2 separate regions of the Homo sapiens genome follow, and region 1 is linked to region 2. The links are chromatin contacts, found by Hi-C or POLR2A ChIA-PET in ENCODE. All regions are on one chromosome and are shown on one strand. The core of a region is the stretch at or near the end of the contact, and the rest is flanking DNA. Distances in the headings are between cores, read along the strand shown. Region 1 overlaps GARRE1 (granule associated Rac and RHOG effector 1). Region 2 holds the start of ANKRD27 (ankyrin repeat domain 27).

Region 1 (2,700 bases), core at 82-2,581, 1.6 Mb after region 2:
AAAGAAAAAAGAAATTGAATATGTGGTGATTACTACCCGTTTCATTTACTTTTTTACTTATTAACGTAGTGACTGTTTAAAAAAAGTTACGCATTGATCTTCCTGTTCCTTCCCCACCAAAAATAAAAGCAAAAACAACAAGCCACCCCTCAAATGAAACAAAATTAAGCCTGTTCTTTATCTATATTACTACTTAGCACATTTGACCTATTTTTTTAAAACCTCTGTTATTTTGAAAGTAAATTTTGGCTCTGTTGACCTTGCGGTTAGAAAAGTTGTTCTTCTGCTTAAATGAAATGATCAGTTGTTTGTAGATTACCAAATATAAAAGCTCTTCAGAACCGCTAATGATAAGTTGCTTTGGCTTCATAGAGGAACGCCATGGTTTGTGGTGGTAAATTGTTACAGAGCAAATGTCAGTACCAGAGGCGGTCATGGATCACCACGTGGAAGCAGGTTGTTCCCACATGAGATTGGTAGCGAGCCGGTGCTGCATCTGTCTCCTTTCCCACTGCATCCTGGGTGCCTGGAGCCTCACAGGGTTGACCCGTGTTGGGGGTGGGGATGGTTGTAGAAGCCTCTTTATTTTTACTTGTGATAGATTCTGGCACTGATTAGAATGTTTATTCAGTAGTTTTTTTCCTATCCGCCTGAGTTTTCATAGCTCAGTATAGGATAACATGGGCTTCGGATTTTGTCAACCAATCAATTATATAGTAGCTCTTTTGTTTTGTTTTTAAAATTTATTTCTATTTATGTATTTATTTATTTATTTTGAGAGAGGCCCTTGCTGTGTTACCCAGGCTGGAGTGCAGTGGCATGATCATAGCTCACTGCAACCATGAACACCTGGGCCCAAGTGATCCTCCTGCCTTGGCCGTCTGAAGTGTTAGGATTACAGTGTGAGCCACCAGACCTGACCTTTGTTTTGTTTTAGTAGCTACCTCTTGACTAGAAAAATAGTTTAATCTTGGCCTCCTTAAAACCTTTTCATTGATATTTTTTACTCTGCTAGAACAGTTCAGTTTTTGCATGTCTTCAAGTGAACATGCTTTAGTATTAATTCCATGGAAGCCATTTCTGTAGAATAGGCTAGTGTCCAGTTTTGTCCAGTTTTCCTTTTGGAGCAGTGTCTCAGGCACAGAAATAGTCTGGGCTTGGTGGACCCCACCCCAAAGTGTCACTTCTTTTCCTCTGGCCTTGCTCTCCATGCCCGCCTTTCTCTTCTGATGTTTTAATGATACCCTCCCTGCTCGGTGATTTGTGTTCAGGAAGCTAGGCAGTGATTACTTTTGTTTCTGCTTTGTGAACTTCCTCCCCCACTTCCTATTTTTACCGCAGTTGCACAGGAAATGAGGCGGCTCCTGGCTGGCTGCTGCTAAGCAGTGATTTTAGGTGGCAGAGGACAAGGCCTCAGGGCCTGAGCCATTTAAGGCATTTTCCACCTTAATCTTTTCACTACCTTCTTCCTCTAGGAGTCATAGGAACATGATTTTGTGATTGGGTTGAGGTGACATCATGTCCTCAGCCTTGTGGGTGGAGACAGGGGTTGCTGTTTAGTTGGAGGACAGCACTTTTGTGAAGGAAGTGAGGGCTTTTTTCAGCAGTAACAATGTGGGTGGAATGTCGTGGCCCTGTGGCCTCTGCAGCTTGAGGGAAGGTTAAGTTGAAGGGACAGGCCCTGTTGCAGGTAAGGATAGGGAGGTGGATTCTGGTTACTCTCTAGAGGGCCTTGACTGGCAGCTTGAAGTGAGCTGAGGAGCCTAGTCTGCTCTCTCAGATCTTTGAGGGGGGCCTCAGCCTCTATGGCACCCTCCTTCCTCTGAACCCATGGCATTTGTTTTCTAAACGACTTATTTAGCATTTATCAGTCTCTTTTTTGATGATGCCTCTTCTTAGCTTATGGACCCGTTATAGCTTAATTTATGGAGAAAGTTTGTATCATCTCCCCAGAAAGAAGTAACTTGTTATACATTAGTTAACTTGAATATGGAAGGTGCTCAAAGCATTAGTTTATCGGAGATTCTTAAGAGCTGCACTGTTGACATTTTGGGGTAGATAATTCTTTGTAGGGGCTGTCTTGTGCATTATGGGATGTTCAGCAGCACTTCTGGCCTCTACCCACTGGATGCTACCCACTAGCACTTGCCCAGGGTGACAACCAAAACATCTCTAGACATTGCCAGATGTTGGTAGGGCAGAGAAGGACACAAAATTATACTTTTCCCCACTTGTTGAGAACCACTGTGTTAAAGAATTGAATTACTAATTACTAACTTATAAAATGGAATAAAGTAGAATGTTTGGTTCCCTGGGATTAAAGCCATTTGTTAGTTTCTATTTTCATATCTGACATTCTCATAATTCTTAGTTTGCTACTTAGAGTATGCTGTGCTCTATCAGCTTCAGCTAGTGTTCAGGTATACCTTCTGTGCACTTTCTTTTTTTTTTTTTTTTTTTTTTAGATGAAGTCTCACTCTGTTGCCCAGGCTAGAGTGCTGTGGCGTGATCTTGGCTCACTGCAACCTCTGTCTCCCGGGTTCAAGCGATTCTCCTGTCTCAGCCTCCCTAGTAGCTGGGACTACAGGTGTGTGCCACCACACCCAACTAACTTTTTGTATTTTTAGTAGAGACAGGGTTTCACCATGTTGGCCAGGCTGGTCTCGATCTCCTGACCTCGTCATCCACCCGCCTCGGCCT
Region 2 (2,906 bases), core at 210-2,709:
CAAACACCCAGCCTACTGCTCACCCAGTTAAAGGACGGACCCCTGGGTGACAGCAGGCCCCGGGGCTCAGTACACCGGACCCTTAGGCCACCTCAACACCAGTCCTCATGCCAGGCTGATCTCGAAACGTAACAGCTACTGCTCAGCAAAACGTGGTGGCTAGTGCCTGTAATCCCAACACCTTGGGAGGCCAAGACGAGAGCATGGCTTGAGTCCAGGAGTTCAAGACCAGCCTAGGCAACCTGCTAGACTCCATCTCTACAAAAAAAAAAAAAAAAAATTAAAAATTAGCCGTGCATAGTGGCATGCGCCTGTAGTCCCAGCTACTACAGAGGCTGAGGTGAAAGGATTGCTTGAGTCCAGGAGTTTGAGGCTGCAATGAGCTATGATGGCATCACTGCACTCCAGACTAGCCAACAGAGCCAGACCCTGTCTCAAAAAGAAAAAAACGAAAAGAAAGAAAAGAAAAAAAATATCCACTGCTCTACTCTTCGGCCAGTGGGAAGAGTGCATTTTTTAATCAAAATAGGGGCCTCTATCCATGAAACCCATCAACTTGTAAAATCTGAGCTCTCTGCAGCCTCACAGTCCCTCCAGCACTGCCAGCAGCCCTCGTTCCCTGCATGCTCTAAATCCTCAGCGAAGACCCGTCCCTTGCTCCCTCGCCCAGCACAGGCCGCGAGTGCCCACGTCCCCTGCACCTCGTGGGGCAGCCAAGGGGGCACCGCGTGGCTCGTGTGCTCCTGGGCAGTCCATTTTCAACCACAAGACGGAACAGACTCAGAATCCGGAACATCTCTCGGTGCTTAAGAGTTTTCCTTTAACAATCTTTACCTGTGGGAATGCAGAGACCCCCCCGCCCTGCGAGAGGCCGGCAGCCAGGGATTCCCCGCTCCGCGCCCTCATCACCCCCCGGAAACCACAACCGCTGCGCGCGCGGCTCGGACCCCCACCCGCCGCTCCCCTCCAGCAGACCCTAGGCCTCCGGGAAACCGCGCGGCGACCGCCCCGCGCCCCGCCAGATCCGAACCGCCGGACCCGGCACCCCGGCCACACCCGCCGGTGTCGACGCAGCGAGGCTCGGAGGGTGCATTCTCCGCGCCGACCGCTCCCCTCCTCCAGACCCGAGGGGCGGAGTGGGCAGGGCGCGCCGGCTGCGCACCGGGCACCCACCTGGGGACGCGGGGGCTGGGGCGGCGCGGGGCCACCTGGCGGACCCGGGAGCGGACTCCGGAGAGCAGGGAGCCCCTCCCCCCTCACTCTCCGGGCCCCGCCCGGCCGCCGCGCCCCGAGGCGCAGCCATCCCGCGGGAGGGGAGGCGCAGGAGGAGGCCAGCGCGAGGACACTTACTTAAAAGGCTACATCGCTTCATTCCCAGCCCATCCTGGGCGACGGCGGCACCTCCCTCGTCCGCTGCTGGGACCTCGATGCCCACCACCCTCGCGCGGCGATCTGGCCCTATAGCCCACCCCTTACTCCGCCGTGGGGCGGAGCCGCGCCACAGCTGACCCAATGAGAAACCGTCGTTTCCCAGAGTGACGTGTACGCAGAGCAATCATGGAGTCCAGCCCAGCCGGGGGCGGGGCTCAGGCGGCTCCCTACGCTTCCTACTCCAGCTGGCCCCGCCCCACGCCCGCAACTGCGCGTGCCCAGAACGTGAGGGGCGGGGCTGGGAGCCGGGCTGACACTAGAGGTGGGGTTAGCGCTTGGAAGCACCGACCAACGTGAGCGCAACGCGGCAGGGACACCTGACCCCGGCGGCGCCCAGCCCCTCGGATTGCCAGTCACTGCTCGCTTTGGGGCACGGAGGTGCCCAGTCCTGCGGGGCACCCGACGTCCTGTCGCCGACAGGGTCCGGGAGTCAGTATAGCTGGGTTCTAGTCCCATCACAGGCAAAAACTCCGCGGGAGCCTGGCCCGCTTTTTACCTGGGCCTCAGTTTCCCCATCCGTAAAATAGAACGGGTTGGATCTCCCGAGCGCTAACATTCCAGAACTCGGATGGGGCGAAGGGGAGGGAGGGATGGGCCACCCACACGTGACCTCCCCGCGTGGAGCCCCGCCTACCACTGATCCAGGGGGTGGCAGCTCCGGCCGGGACGAGCGGGGTGGGCGGGTCCTAGGAAACCCTACCCGGCCGCCCTTGGCAGCGCCTAAGGCGGAGCGCGCGGCTCTGCAGCCTGCTTGCCCCGGAGTTGGCACCCACGGAGGATGGGGACCGCACCCTCAGCTTCGCAGGGAGCCACCGTGGAGGCCAGGGCGGTGCAGAGACACGACGTGTGACTCGGAGTGCGCCTGGGGAGGATGGACGAGGGAGCGGGGGACCGCTAACGGGGCTCCCTCTGCGCGCCCCGTCCGCAGAGGCGCACGTCGAGGGTCCCGGGCGGGCTCCGTGGACGTTGGCGGTAGCGCCGAGCGAGTCACGGACCATGAAGAGCGTTCGTGCCGCGCGGCCCAAGGCCGGGATGGGGGTTAGCCACATCCTGCCGCGCTGAGGGGGAGGCTAACGGGCGCGGGCGGCCGGGCCCAGCCGGAGCCCACCGCGATGGCGAGGGAGGAGTGCAAGGCGCTGCTGGACGGGCTCAACAAGACGACTGCGTGCTACCACCACCTGGTGCTGACCGTCGGTGGCTCGGCGGACTCGCAGAACCTGCGGCAGGAGCTGCAAAAGACGCGCCAGAAGGCGCAGGAGCTGGCGGTGTCCACCTGCGCCCGGCTGACTGCTGTGCTGCGCGACCGGGGCCTGGCCGCCGACGAGCGCGCCGAGTTCGAGCGGCTCTGGGTGGCCTTCTCGGGCTGCCTGGACCTGCTGGAAGCGGACATGCGACGCGCGCTGGAGCTGGGCGCCGCGTTCCCGCTGCACGCGCCGCGGCGGCCGCTGGTGCGCACAGGTGTGGCTGGCGCCTCC

Evidence for each region. Hi-C counts contacts between places; a loop is a spot of excess contacts on that map. ChIA-PET counts read pairs that join two places held with the same protein, here RNA polymerase II (POLR2A). Pooled maps may share reads with other maps.
Region 1: a pooled map shows a loop between it and region 2 (11-fold over the local background). The contact joins the enhancer-like site here to the promoter of ANKRD27 in region 2. A Hi-C loop is called at or near these places in 1 of 37 single-sample maps with no recorded cell type and 5 of 50 pooled maps. POLR2A ChIA-PET finds 5 or more read pairs at or near these places in 2 of 52 experiments (GM12878 and activated naive CD8-positive, alpha-beta T cell).

The regions. Positions count from the first base shown.
Region 1 is chr19:34,268,805-34,271,504 of GRCh38, forward strand. All of the region lies in intron 1 of GARRE1 (granule associated Rac and RHOG effector 1), which reads left to right. Among named protein-coding and RNA genes, the nearest start is that of GARRE1, 16 kb to the left of the region's middle. RefSeq lists an enhancer at 1,312-2,012. Within about 2 kb of position 1,332, at least 35 of the 41 ENCODE cell types and tissues checked have a DNase peak (open chromatin) inside an H3K27ac peak, as active enhancers do; they include GM12878, where a contact is called at or near this core.
Region 2 is chr19:32,673,721-32,676,626 of GRCh38, forward strand. It overlaps ANKRD27 (ankyrin repeat domain 27), which reads right to left and starts at 1,460. Exons shown (of 29, transcript NM_032139.3): 1 at 1,351-1,460. RGS9BP (regulator of G protein signaling 9 binding protein) reads left to right here and starts at 2,128. Exons shown (of 1, transcript NM_207391.3): 1 at 2,128-2,906. The coding sequence starts at 2,544. RefSeq lists silencers at 945-994, 1,015-1,744, 2,315-2,374 and enhancers at 1,388-2,007, 1,895-2,004, 2,775-2,824.